Regions from separate parts of the Homo sapiens genome. Here region 2 is linked to region 1. Evidence: chromatin contacts called from ENCODE Hi-C or POLR2A ChIA-PET data. All regions are on one chromosome and are shown on one strand. Each heading gives the region's core, a stretch centred on a gene start or an enhancer-like site at or near the end of the contact. The rest is flanking DNA. Distances are from core to core; before and after follow the strand shown.

Region 1 (6,683 bases), core at 2,916-5,415:
GTGGAATTAAACCCTCCTGGTTTTCAGATTCAGAATCCTGGGTGATTAAGTGGCTTGATCAAAATCAGAAACTGTGAAAGTGCTAAAAATGGTCAAGGCCCAAGGAGTTCCTCATGTGTGGTCAAAAGCCTTTCAGAAATCAAAGTGTGTCTTTAAATACCTGGGGTGCAAAAATCAGATGTTTTTTATTTAAAGAAAAATAGGTATATTAGAGCAGAACTGGGGGCCCTCTGTAGGAGCCTGAGTCTGGGTGTTTACTGTCGTCTAAGGCCTTGTTAATGTGGGCTTGAGGCTTCGGAATCCACGAACAGGGGAAGCTAGCGTCTCTCGCTGACTCCAGTCCTAGCTCGAGCTTTCCATACTGCCCTACGTGACTTCTGCACTTTTGTGCCATCAGCCAGTAGACTGAGAAAAGTATCTGGTATTTGTCGGTGTCTTCGGTTTAGCTGCTTTAAGTCCTTGGATGGAAAAGGCTGATTGTCATCCTGAAATCATTGTCTCCTAATGTGTAATTGGGGCCAAGTGAAGCACAGTAATTTAGAGGAATTCTAGTTAAAAATACAGATTCTTGGGCTCTACCTCAGACCTACAGAGATCTGCATTTTTCTTATTCCCCCAGGTGATCCTTTAAACATTCAGAGGTTTTTAAAACTCATGCTTATATGCAATAACAAAAATATAAGGATTCTTAGAAACTTGTTATATTTGTCTTGAACATGGGATGACAGACATTGTCATTTTCATTGAAAAAAAAAATGAAGCAGAGACTCAGAATGTATTTAGAGACAACTCTAAATACATTCTGGCAGAGCCTAACTACTGGATTGCAGAGATCCTCCCTGCTTCCCCCAGTCCCCATCTATAAACTGGCCATGTGAATTTCTAGTGGTGTTCACTTCCAAAGTGGTGATTTTATAAAATATTACAATGAAGCATTATTAACCTCAAGAAGTTCAGATGCATAGAGAGTTTATTTGGGTGTGGCAGCATTAGTGGCTAGGTTTTATTTATCCAAGATAAGACTTCTTATTAGCTATGAAAAGGGATTGGCATAAACTGCTTATTAATGTCCATTAACTGTATCTAAAGGGAATAAACAGTATAAAAGGCCAGGCATGGTGGCTCACACCTGTAATCCTAGCCCTATGGGAGGCTGAGGCAGGAGGATCATTTGAGCCCAGGAGTTTAAGACCAGCCTGGGCAACATGGGGAGACCCTGTTTCTACAAAAAGTCAAAAAAATAATAAGCTGGGTTTAGGGGTACACACCTGTAATCCCAGCTAGTCAGGAGGCTGTGGTTGGAGGATCACTTGAGCCCAGGAGTTGGAGGTTGCAGTGAGGCCTGGCGGCACCACTACACTCCAGGCTGGGTGACAGAGGGACGACCTTATCTCAAAACAAACAAAAACAAAAAACTGTATAAGCATAAGATGGGCTTGAGTCACAAAATTCTGCCTTTCATAACTTTCCCCCATTTGCTGTTTGATTTGCTGTTTCAGAAATTGTGAACCTACTTCTCTACTTATAGAACATTTACCTCCCTCTTAGATTCTTCCCTTTCTATCATTGATACTGACATTCTGCTTAAAGAATTATCCATTTAGGCTCTCTTCAAATCCAAAGTGATATTATTTTATTTTAATAAGAGATGAAAGGGAAAATTGACAAAATGTGCCTGGAGTTGTCAGCATTGTAAATGATGGACTGTAAAAGCTTCGTCTTGGAAGATTGTCAGAGAGCCTAGTGCCAGCTCAAAAAGTGTGGTCTTTTTAGAGAATTGACAGAAATGTTACAAAGAAAACATGTGCTGAATACCAACTCCAGGTGCGAATCCTGAGAAGCAACTCACTCTATTCTGCAGTAGGAGATGAATTTTGCAGGTTATACAGCAGAGCAATTTAAACTCCCTTGTTTCTTAAAGTATATCCTATAGTGACTTGGGATGGAAGTCATATACTATCCCCTTTTTTGTTCCTTCAAAGTAAATACACCACAGAGCTGGAGATGTCCCAGACACAGGGGGAAGCTGTTTGGATTTTTCCCACTGCCTGTAATGAAGCAAGATAGGGAGGAAGAACTTGGGAACTTGCGTGGCAAATGGTCAAGTAAAGAAAAAGAAAAGCTTTTTCTTTACTTGACCATTTGTCACATGTGCTTTCAAATCCTGAACTGAGTCACATCTGAAATAAATCACTTCCTTGTCATTTCCATGAAAGGGGCAGTACAAGAAATTCCTTGCACATCCCTGGTGAGCCCCTTGTTACTCTCAGATTCAGCTATTGCCTTCAGGAAAAAAAGAAAAAGAAGCCGAAGAAAGAAAGAAAACAGAATCCTCTAGAAAAAGCTATTCTGACCTGTGCTCTTTCTTTTGTCTGAGTGTGACTAGATAAATGCATTAGTCTGCTAGGGCTGCCATAACAAAATACCAAAATACCACAGACTGAATCCTTCAACAACAGAAATTATTTTTCTCATGCTTCTGGAGGCTGGAAGTCCAAGATCAAGGTACCAGCAGGTCGGTTTCTGAGGAGGCCTCTCTTCCTTGATTTACAAATGGCCACCTACGCATCATGTCCTCACATGGTCTTTCTCAGAGAGAAAGAGAGGTGTCTCTTCCTCTTCTTCTTTTGTTTTGTTGAGACAGAGTTTCGCTCTTGTTGCCCAGGCTGGAGTGCAATGGCACGATCTTGGCTCACTGCAACCTCCACCTCCTGGGTTCAAGCGATTCTCGTGCCTCAGCCTCCCGAGTAGCTGAGATTACAGGCATGCCTGGCTAATTTTGTATTTTTAGTAGAGACAGGGTTTCTCCATGTTGGTCAGGCTGGTCTCGAACTCTCGACCTCAGGTGATCCACCTGCCTTGCCCTCCCAAAGTTCTGGGATTACAGGCGTGAGCCCCGCACCCGGCCTCCTCCTTTTCTTATAAGGACACCTGTCCTATTGGATCAGAGTCACACCCCCATGACCTCATTTAACCTTAATTATCTCTTTAAAGGTCTGATCTCCAAAGGTCCCTTGAGGGTTAGGGCTTTGATACATGAATTTTCAGGGGCACACAGTTCGATCCATAGCAGTTGGCTTATTCATACTTTGGGTAGATCCTCTTCATCGTTCCTCAGCTACTGTCTATTTAGTGCACAGCTTCTTTATCCTAAAGCTAGTCAGGGGAGGCATGGAAGGTATTATTTCTCCTGTTTCTGCACCTAAGGCATTAAAACGAGGTTGTGGTCTGGCAGCCTAAACTCGGCCTTGATGAACTTCAAATCCTAGACCTCCTTGGTATGTGAAGTGCATACACTTGTATGGAGGGATTTGACAGGTTTTTTTTTTTTTTTTTTTTTTGAGACAGAGTCTCACTCTGTTGCCCAGGCTGGAATGCAGTGGCACGATCTCGGCTCACTACAGCCTCCGCCTCCCGGTTTCAAATGATTCTCCTGCCTCAGCCTCCTGAGTAGCTGGGATTATAGGCGCGCACCACCACACCCAGCTAATTTTTGTATTTTTAGTAGAGACGGGGTTTCAGTATGTTGATCGGGCTGGTCTCGAATTCCTGACCTTGTAATCCACTCGCCTCGGCCTCGCAAAGTGTTGGGATTACAGGTGTGAGCCACCGCGCCCAGCCCAGATTTTTTTAAATTAGTTTTTAGTGTATCCACACTGTTAAAGCAGGTGGATACTGCTGGATAGTATAACAAAGTATAGTGTGACAAACCCATAACCAAGCATTGTTAGCTATATTTTCTCATGTCTTGAGCCAAAAGGTCACAGTTAACCTAATGTTGCTACTAAACACTCATACCATAAAACATTCTATTCCAGTCTTCCAGATTTTACACAAGAATAAAATGAAAACTTTTAGACTACTGGAGATTTTTTTTTAAATACACAATTTGTTGAATGTGAACGCTAAATTGAAATTGACATGCTAAGTTTTATAGATTACTTCAGCTGCCCTGACTTCAGTAAATTTAGTTGTGACACAGGTACAACAGCTGACTTCTTTCTGGCATTAGAGGTGGTGATGTTTCGTCACTCTGGAGTTAGTAAAACCTGAAACCCGCCAGGCATTTGACACACAGTTTGCTGCCAGGGACAGCTCAGCTTCTGGCTTATTGGAGAGGAAATGACCTAACCTCTGTGTTTACAAAGTGTTTGAAACTGAGGCCCTTCCACTTCCTTGCTGAGTGTAAGGGTTGACCTGGCATCCAAAATCCCCATGATCTTCTCAGGATAAGTCATGCAGCCATTGGTGGTCAAGAAAGGATTTGTTCCCTGTGGAAGGGCATTGGAAGAGGAACAGAGCTGAAACACACGGGTGTTCAGAGGGAAAACATCTCTGCACTTAAGAGGGCTAGATTAGACTATTAGACTATTATCATAGAGCTCGTGATTCATCTCCTTTGTTTAATTCCAGCCTTGAGTAAAGGACTCACTAAGAAACCACATTCGGCCGGGTGTTGTGGCTCACGCCTGTAATCCCAACACTTTGGGAGACCGAGGCAGATGGATCACAAGGTCAGGAGTTCAAGACCAGCCTGGCCAATATGGTGAAACCCCGTCTCAACTAAAAATACAAAAATTAGTCGGGGATGGTTGCGGGCGCCTGTAGTCTCAGCTACTCGGGAGGCTGAGGCAGGAGAATTGCTTGAACCTGGGAGGAAGAGGTTACAGTGAGCCGAGATCACGCTACTGCATTCCAGCCTGGTGACTGGAGCGAGACTCCATCTCAAAAAAAAAGAAACCACATTCTATTCCAGTATATTTATTATAACCAGAAATTCTTGTCTTATCAGCAAATAGCTAATATTCACTTACATGGGCAGTGTATTAGATTCCTAGGGCTGCTGGAACCAGTTACCACAAACCGCATGGCCGAAACCAACAGAAATATACTCTCATTATCTCATTATTCTAGAGGTTAGAAGTCCTAAAGCAAGGTGTTGCCAGGGCCACACTGCCTCTTACAGCTCTAGGGGAGAATCTGTTTCATGCCTTTCGCTTGCTCTAGTGCTGCTGCCAGCCCTTGATATTCCTTTGGTTGGTACATGCACCCCTCCAATCTCCACCTCTGTCTTCACATGGTGTTACTCCCCATGTCTCTGTTTCTGTGTCTTCTCTAATATGATTAAGGGCCCACCCTTCTCCATTGTGACCTCATCTTATATCTGCAAAGACCCTGTTTCCAAGTAAGGCTGTATTCTTAGGTGTAGGCATTAGGACTTCAACATATATTTTGGGGGAAAATTCAACCCATAATGCGGTTATGTTTTTATTTTCCTTGACTTTTAAGAATGTGAACTATTGTCAAATTTTTTCAACCACTATCAAATTTAAATCTAAGAACTACATGTCTTAAATTTATGACCTCTTCATTAAAAAAAAAATAATAACATTTAATTGGTACCAAAACGTGAAAGAGTTTAATGCTTTGCATTTGCTTGAGGCTGATTAATGAGTAAATGTGTCAACTGTGGCTGTTTTAATTAGCCAGGGTTAATTAATGTTTACCACACTTGGAAGATGAAAAGGCATGTATAAATGCTCTATAATGTGAATCATTTTTTAATTTGTTGTTGAAGCTTATAGTGTAGCCAAGTAAGGATTGCTTACATCATACTTACAAAGGGAGGTTCATTAATGGATACAAATACACAGTTTGATAGAAGAAGCAAGACCTAGTATTTAATTATCAGCAAGGTGACTAATTTACAGTAATCTACTGTATATTTAAAAATAGCTAGGAGAACCTAATTTGAAAGTTTCTAGCGTAAAGAAGACAGGCTGGGCACGATGGCTTACACCTATAGTCCCAGCACTTGGGAAGGCCGAGGTGGGAAAATCACTTGACCCCAGCAATTCAAGACTAGCCAGGGCATCATAGTGAGACCCCATCTCTACAAAACAAATATTTAAAAATTAGCCAGGTGTGATGGTGCATGCCTGTAGACCCAGCTGCTCTGGAGGCTGAGGTGAGAAGATCACTTGAGCCCAGCAGTTCAAGGTTCAAGTGAGCTATGATCACATCACTGCACTCCAGCCTGAGTGACAGAGAGAGACCCTTCCTCAAAGCAAAAAGAAAAGAAAAACATTTAAGTGATGGATATCCCATTATACTGATTTGATCTTTCCAAATTATATGAATATATTAAGTTTTCTCATATAATCTGAAAATATGCACATCTATTATGTATCAATAAAAAATAAAATTTTAAAAATGTAAAAAACGATGTTGGAGCACTATGGTACTTAACGTAGAGGCTCTGACTTTTGAGGTACATTCATTACCTGTTACTGAAGTTGAGTATGCTTTAATATTGTATGTTTAGAAAAGGTAGTTACATTTTTAAATCTGATTGTGTAAGAAGAAAAGAGTAGAAATGTTTGGGGCCAAGTCAATAATTATTTAGTATATCATAATTTGAGATGAAATGTGTTTTTTTTTTTCTTTTTTAGTTTCAAGTTGAAACATTTTAAGAACAGATAAGGAAAGGCTAACTGTGCTGAGATGAAAATAACATTTTTAAAGTAACTATCTTAAAGAAAATACATTTCTAGAATTTTGTGTAAATTTTCAACAAAGACTCAGAAGCCTGGATGAGGTCTTGTGCCAAGACTGGAAAGTGTGGGGATTAGAAAAAGTTTGAAGAGATTGTTGTGAGATCCTCTCGTATGAGGCCTGAAGCT
Region 2 (6,683 bases), core at 2,909-5,408, 180 kb before region 1:
AAACTATGCCTTTGTACAAATTGTTTATCATTTGCAGAGGTCTAAAAAATGTAGGAGAAAAGAAGCTCACAAAATCAATCAGATCTAAAGATTGCAAAGATTGATTACCATCTCCTTAAAAGCTTCAGTACATGTGTTTACAGTATCATTCTATTTGCCTCTGCTCAGATTCTTTCCAATTCTAGGACAACCCAAAGTGTATAGATCATAAGCCATAACTGATCCTACCTTACATAATACATTAAATATAAAATATTTATGGCCAGGCATGGTGACCAGTTCTGTAATCCCAGCACTTTAGGAGACCAAGGCAGGAGGAACACTTGAGGCCAGGAAGTTGAGACCAGCCTCGGCAACATACTGAGACCTTGTCTCTACAGAAAAATTAGCCAGGTATGGTGGTATGGGCCTGTACTCCCAGCTGCCTAAAAAAAGGCAACTTGAGAAAGTTTCTACCTTCTGAAACAATCTATGCCTTGATTCTATCACTTAGTATTTTAGTTATTCCTATCAAATACATGACTGTGTTAATTTCTTTTGCCACAAAAATGCTGCAAAGCCACAAACTCACTCCAAAATTTAGTGGCTTAGAACAATAACCATTTATTATAGCCCACAAGCTCAAGGGTCAGCTGATCCCGGCTTAGCTTGGCTACATTTGATATAAAACAGTAGAAATTTAGAAATTGAATATATGTAGAATATCTCTTGTACCAAAAATGAAGAGGAATAATAGATTTTGATTTTTCTTTGTTGTATTCTGTGCTGGGTGCTAATCTGTCCTAGCTGTCAGAACAAGTAGAAGCCATACTGGAAAATCATTTATTTGTTACTATCAAATTTATTTCAGTGAATGCCATTCAAACCACTCTCTCTGAGGAGCCCAGTTACCAAGTCCTCCACCTTGTTAGCAACATGGACTTAAATGCACTAATTCTAGAATGAGATCTTAGCAAAGTACCAGCATTTGAGATTTGTGCAAATTGAGCTCTTAAACTGTGTGTATATGTGTGTGTGTGTGTGTGTGTTCATTCTAGCACTCCCACTACATACCATACAAGTAGCTGTATAGCAGGTATATATACATGTGTATATGTACATAGGTAGGTATATGTCAACTGTTGAAAAACTAGAAAATACACATTAAATAAAGTAAGGGTTGATAAACATTAGTAGTTGGAACATTGGGAGATTTGGACTTCTACTTTGCAGATTCAGTTGGCTGCATTAGATTTAAGGAAAGAACTAACTTTGGAGAAATTTGTGTTTGCATTTCAGGAGAGATTTCTTAAAGAGGAAACTACCAGAGGTTAGTAGATATTAACATCTAGTGATTTAAATTTGAGAAATGCAAATTAGACATTTAAGCTGTGGGTTTGCTTCCCGTTTTACTTGCTCTAAAAGTAATTTTTTTAAAAGCCAGTAACAAAGACATGCAAAATAGTACTGCCATGGGGGAAAAATTACTTGAAAATAATATTCAAGATTGAAGAATTAAAAAAGCTTGACATCTAGTACCAGGAATGCCAGCTGGCTTGTTCTGTCAAAAAGCAAGCATGTGCTTTGGAATAACACTCTTGAGTAGACTCTAGGCGGGTTTTGAGCCCTTCTGATTATCTAAATAGATGTGGAAGTGACTTATCTTGGTTTTTCTGAGTCAAATGAGATAATGAGCAAAGGCCTTAGTAGGTCTTTGATTTTTGCCTCTAACCCTTTTTCTATCTGCATGTTCACAAGGTCAAGGCTGATGAGATATGGCAATATTGAGAGAGTCAGAATAGGATAAAGATCTCAAATACTATATATATATTTTTTTTTCATTTTTTTTTCCCTTTGGTGACTGTATGAGACATGTCAGTAAAACTTTAAAGACAGGCCAGGCGTTGTGGCTCATGCGTATAATCCCAGCACTTTGGGAGGCCGAGGCGGGCAGATCACTTGAGGTCAGGAGTGGCAACATGGCAAAAACCCGTCTCTACTAAAAAATACAAAAATTAGCCAGGCGTAGTGGTGCACGCCTGTAGTCCCAGCTACTCAGGAGGTTAAAGCACAAGAATCGCTTGAACCCAGGAGGCAGAGGTTGCGGTGAGCCGAGATCACCCCGCTGCACTCCAGCCTGGGCGACTGAGCAAGACTCTGTCTCAGAAAACGAAACAAAACAAAAGACACACAGAAAAACTGTAAAGACAGAATGAAAGAGATGAACTTTTTACATCTCGCTCATTTCATCACATACTATATAGTATGTGTATGGTTTCATATATGTTAGTGTGTGTGTATGTATATATATGAAGTTAAAAGAAAACATTCACCTTTTAAGACTAAATGGACATTGACTAGATTGTAAACTGTTTTTGAGGCTAAGAGTTTGTTTGCCATGCATAAGGCTCTATTTTTTGTAATTCCACTTTTATATTCATTTATATCAGTCCTAGCAGTAGATGCCACTCTTACTGGGTCCTGCCTAAATGCATGCTTCAAATGTTGGTTATTAATTTCACGAGTAGTGAATAACAAAGACTCCTATTGAGGGACCTCTTGATTTCCTACTGGGCACCAGCAGCAAGCATGACTTACTGGCCTTCTTATGAGTGGGTAGGAGTTTTGGGTCAACTTGAGAACATCTATCCTTTGAGTAGTAAAAAAGCTTGGTATTAGGTTGGCACAAAAGTAATTGCGATTTTTGCACCAATCTAATATCAACAGAGGCCGTGAAAAACATCAAGGGAGGATAGCTTGTAATTAGAAGCCAGATCAACAGTGACCCAAAAAGAATTTCAGGTTTCCAGGAGTGAAATATGTAGATTACTCCTCTGAAAGGAATTGTTTTTCTCCTATTCGCTTTCATGGCAAATCATTTTTTAAGCCGAAACTCAAGCTCTGAAATAATTGTGTAGCAAATAGTGGCTGTGAATAGATGTGGCAACTCTCCACAAGGGTAAATAGAAACCACTTGCAGTTTCAGTCATCACATTTTATTTTTCTTTTTTAATAGCTTCTCTATTTTTGCTCACCACAAATACATGCACACACACACACAGGGGCAAAGCCTTGGAAAATTGCAATTTTCCATTTTAATTTGAGAGACAGCCCGGTCACATTAACAGAACCCTTGACGGAATAGGTTGAATTCCCTTCTCTGTCCCTATAACCCCATGGCCTTGGACATATCCTTACCTGGTGCCCTTTCCTCCCTCTTATGGTCCACTTTTGTGATTCTGATTTTAATTTCAGTTCTCTGTTAGTGATGAAATGAGCAACTGCAGATGTTCCGCTTACACTGGAAATACTTTTTTGGCATTTAAAAGAAAACCCTACAGATGAATTATTCCCCTGAAAGGGGTTCACTCAGATTTTCTAGATTATGATTCTAGAAAATAGTTCTTTACATTTGACAATGGAGAATTTAAATGTTTTAATATGAAAATGTAAAGCACTCTTGTGGGGTATAGTTGAATTATGCCCAGGTTAAGGGAATCCAGTATTTATGTCAGGAAACCATGGATGTGATAGAAATAGTATCGCTACAAAGCTGGGCACAGTGGCTCATGCCTGTAATCCCAACATTTTGGGAGGCCGAGGCAGGAGGATCACTTGAGGCCAGGAGTTCGAGACCAGCCTGGCCAACATGGTGAAACCCTGTCTCTACTAAAAATACAAAAATTATCTGGGCGTGGTGGCACAGGCCTGTAGTCCCAGCTACTTGGGAGGCTGAGGCAGGAGAATAGCTTGAACCTAGGAGGCGGAGAGGTTGCAGTGAGCCGAGATCATGCCACTGCACTCTAGTCTGGGTGGTGGAGTGTGACAGTGTATCCAAAAAAAAATACTGAGATTATGCAAGAATCTGACTCGAAGAAGTTTGAACTGATTAAAAAGTACCAAATACTTCATTATATGAGGCCAGCTATTTAGACTAGTCAGCGGGTGGTTCAAATGCAGAAAACAGATGGCTTTCATTAGCCAGAAACCTTAAAATTACATAAATCCACGGATGCAACTAAGCTATGGATCTGTGCCCTCTCCTTGCCAAACAGGACCTCTCAGCTAGCAAAACAGAGAGCTCCTTGTTCACTTTTCCCTCCTAGTTGAGACCCTGTTGGGGAGGAATGCTGCCAAGCCTGCTCTATAAGGAATTTTGATCTCCTAGATGATAACAGAGAGAAACTTTTTGGAGAAAGGGAACACCCTGTTTGAAAGGACAACAAGAGAACTTGTTCAAGAAGGTGGCTTTGCATTTAATTGAAAATTGTAGCAACTGTAGGCGTAGGGTTTCCAGATTCACATCTGCAGACTGGTCCAGATTAGGTATATATGTTTATATTCGTTTATGTTATCCCCTTAAGCCTCTTTTAAAGCCATTTCTAAAAATTGCTTTGGAAAGTCCATTTCACTTCAGTATTCTTTATATTGTGGCTCAAAAATATTTTTTTTCTGGTAACAAAAATATTTTCTTTCTGTTTTTAAGACTTGTAGCATTTTTAAGTTTGATATGTACGTCTCTGTAGTTCAGAGCACTTGGTAAACAGCCTCTTGCTTTTGAGGCAATTTATGAATGCTTCATTGTTTTTAGCTGGTTATTTTGTTCATTGTCAGGAACACTGTTTTCCCATGGGAAAGCATCTCCAGTTTTATGATGTCAGTGGCAAGTCATTCAGTTTACAAGAATTACCTTCATATTCAGTCTTAGAAAAGCATAGACCACAAACGGCCAGTTATATCACAGTTCTCATCTTTTAAATGTTGTCTTAGATTTTTGCAAAGTAATCTTAACTCACCTTAGAATAGTGTTAAGACATAAATAGAACTAAAATGTAGTAGTTAAGTGGTTATATTTCCCATCTACTAAGGTATTTATATTTCTTTTCTTTTAGAAAATAAAAATGTTTAAAAAATTAGGAATAATTATCTTTAGGATGACTTTGTAAGACTGTGCTTTTTTACTGGCAGCAAATACCTGCCAGATTTCAGGTATTTGGCAGGTAAATTGAATCTTAAAAGATTTCAATTTTAAGAGTGTCCATATTAACAGATCCTGAATAGGACCCTGTGTATCATTTATTAAGTCATTTCTTGGAGGCTTCACTCAGGAAAAGGGAGTTAACCCTTGGATGGCAATGTTTAATGTGGCCACATTTCCTTCTGGCTGAATGCCAGGGAGTGGCTGCGCTTAGCAACCAGGCTTTGTTTCATAAATGGGTTATTTGATGCAGGTGAGGATGCCGTGAGTTGTTTGTCTTGTTTTAATTCAGGGAGACAGGCATATGTAGTGAAAGCATGGAATTGTTTGCAGATGGGCTTCAGTAAGAATAGGAAGGTTTCTGGTTCAATTTGTATCTCCAAGCTAATTGCTCTGATTTCCATATACACATCTGGTGTTGGTTCGGGGGGAAAAAATTTTACTTGAGAAACATGGCTTTTGTGAGTTGATATTTATTTGTGAAGGGCCTCTTGTAATGTCAAATGTAAGAAGATCTATACACACAACCAATTTTACAATTTCTAATTCAACAGCTTACCCTATTATTGAGGATTCGCAGTTTAAATTATTAAATGATCTCCACTTGAAGAAAATAGAGCATGTTAATCATCACGATTCTCCAAACATTTATTTTTAAAGTTAATATTAAATCTCATCTGGTGGAAAACCTGACAGGAACTGAAGCATATATTTTCTAGTCTAAACTCTCATTGTTAAAATGAAGACAACATGAGACAGTTATAGCGCCGTAATCAAGTTATTTGAAAAAAATGTTTTAAAAATTACCACTTTTTGGTAGTCAACATACACACATATGCCAACAGATGGCATTAAAAAATGGCAAGAACATGAGACAATTATAGGGTCATAATAAATTTATTTGAAAAAAATGTTTAAAAAATTACCACTTTTTGATAGTCAGCATACACACATATGCCAACAGATGACATTAAAATAGCTGTAAAGTCAAGAAGCAGGGAGGATGACAAAGTGAAAAATAGAAGAAATCAAAGGAAGTTAAGTCAAAAGAGGAAAAAAAAATGAAGCATTTACTTGGTTTGTCAGGTAGGGTGATCCAGTGTATTTTGCCAAAAACTTTCCTGGTTTTAGCACCAAATGTCTCAGAACATGGCAGCTGATGACCTCCCTCACAGTGAGTGATCCCAGAGAGCAATGAAGAATTGTGATGCCCTTCATGACCTTGTTTTGGATGTTACACATCATCATGCCCTTCAGTGACCTTTCTGGTAGCAAAGGGTTTGTTTTTAAAAGAGTTGCAGCATCTTTAAGTCTAATATATACATGCTCGGAAGTTACACCATCATCACTTCTGCTGTACTCCATTTGTTGCACAGACAGACCCTGATACATTGTGGAGTTTCCCAGGGTCCATGAATAGCAGGAGGCAGGGACTATTGGGGGCCTTCTTGGAGGCTGGCTACCCTGGGGAGAGAAATTGTCAATTTCCTCTCCTTGCGGGGAGGAAATGGAATCAAGTGCATTTGTATTGACAAGAAGGTAGAACGCTTTCCTTAGACATTGTAATGAACAGATTGTGGATAAACAAAAGTACAGAGAGAGTTTGAGGCAGAGGAGGAGACTGTTTCAACAGAATATTTACCAGCTATGGTAAAGGCTCATTAGTGTCTCCGTACAGTTAACAACATGCTGCCAAGACTGGAAATCTTTGGGACAGGAATGAATT

What was found. A loop is a pair of places that touch in the nucleus more often than their neighbours do. ChIA-PET counts read pairs that join two places held with the same protein, here RNA polymerase II (POLR2A).
Region 2: a loop to region 1 is called in a map of PC-9, with 15 times the contacts of the local background. The contact joins two enhancer-like sites. A Hi-C loop is called at or near these places in 1 of 168 maps with a recorded cell type or tissue (PC-9). POLR2A ChIA-PET finds 5 or more read pairs at or near these places in 3 of 52 experiments (H1, Panc1 and activated CD4-positive, alpha-beta T cell).

Annotation. Positions count from the first base shown.
Region 1 is chr21:25,932,498-25,939,180 of GRCh38, reverse strand. All of the region lies in intron 13 of APP (amyloid beta precursor protein), which reads left to right. Among named protein-coding and RNA genes, the nearest start is that of GABPA, 200 kb to the right of the region's middle. Within about 2 kb of position 4,165, at least 22 of the 41 ENCODE cell types and tissues checked have a DNase peak (open chromatin) inside an H3K27ac peak, as active enhancers do; they include PC-9, where a contact is called at or near this core.
Region 2 is chr21:26,114,031-26,120,713 of GRCh38, reverse strand. All of the region lies in intron 1 of APP (amyloid beta precursor protein), which reads left to right. Among named protein-coding and RNA genes, the nearest start is that of APP, 53 kb to the left of the region's middle. Within about 2 kb of position 4,158, at least 11 of the 41 ENCODE cell types and tissues checked have a DNase peak (open chromatin) inside an H3K27ac peak, as active enhancers do; they include PC-9, where a contact is called at or near this core.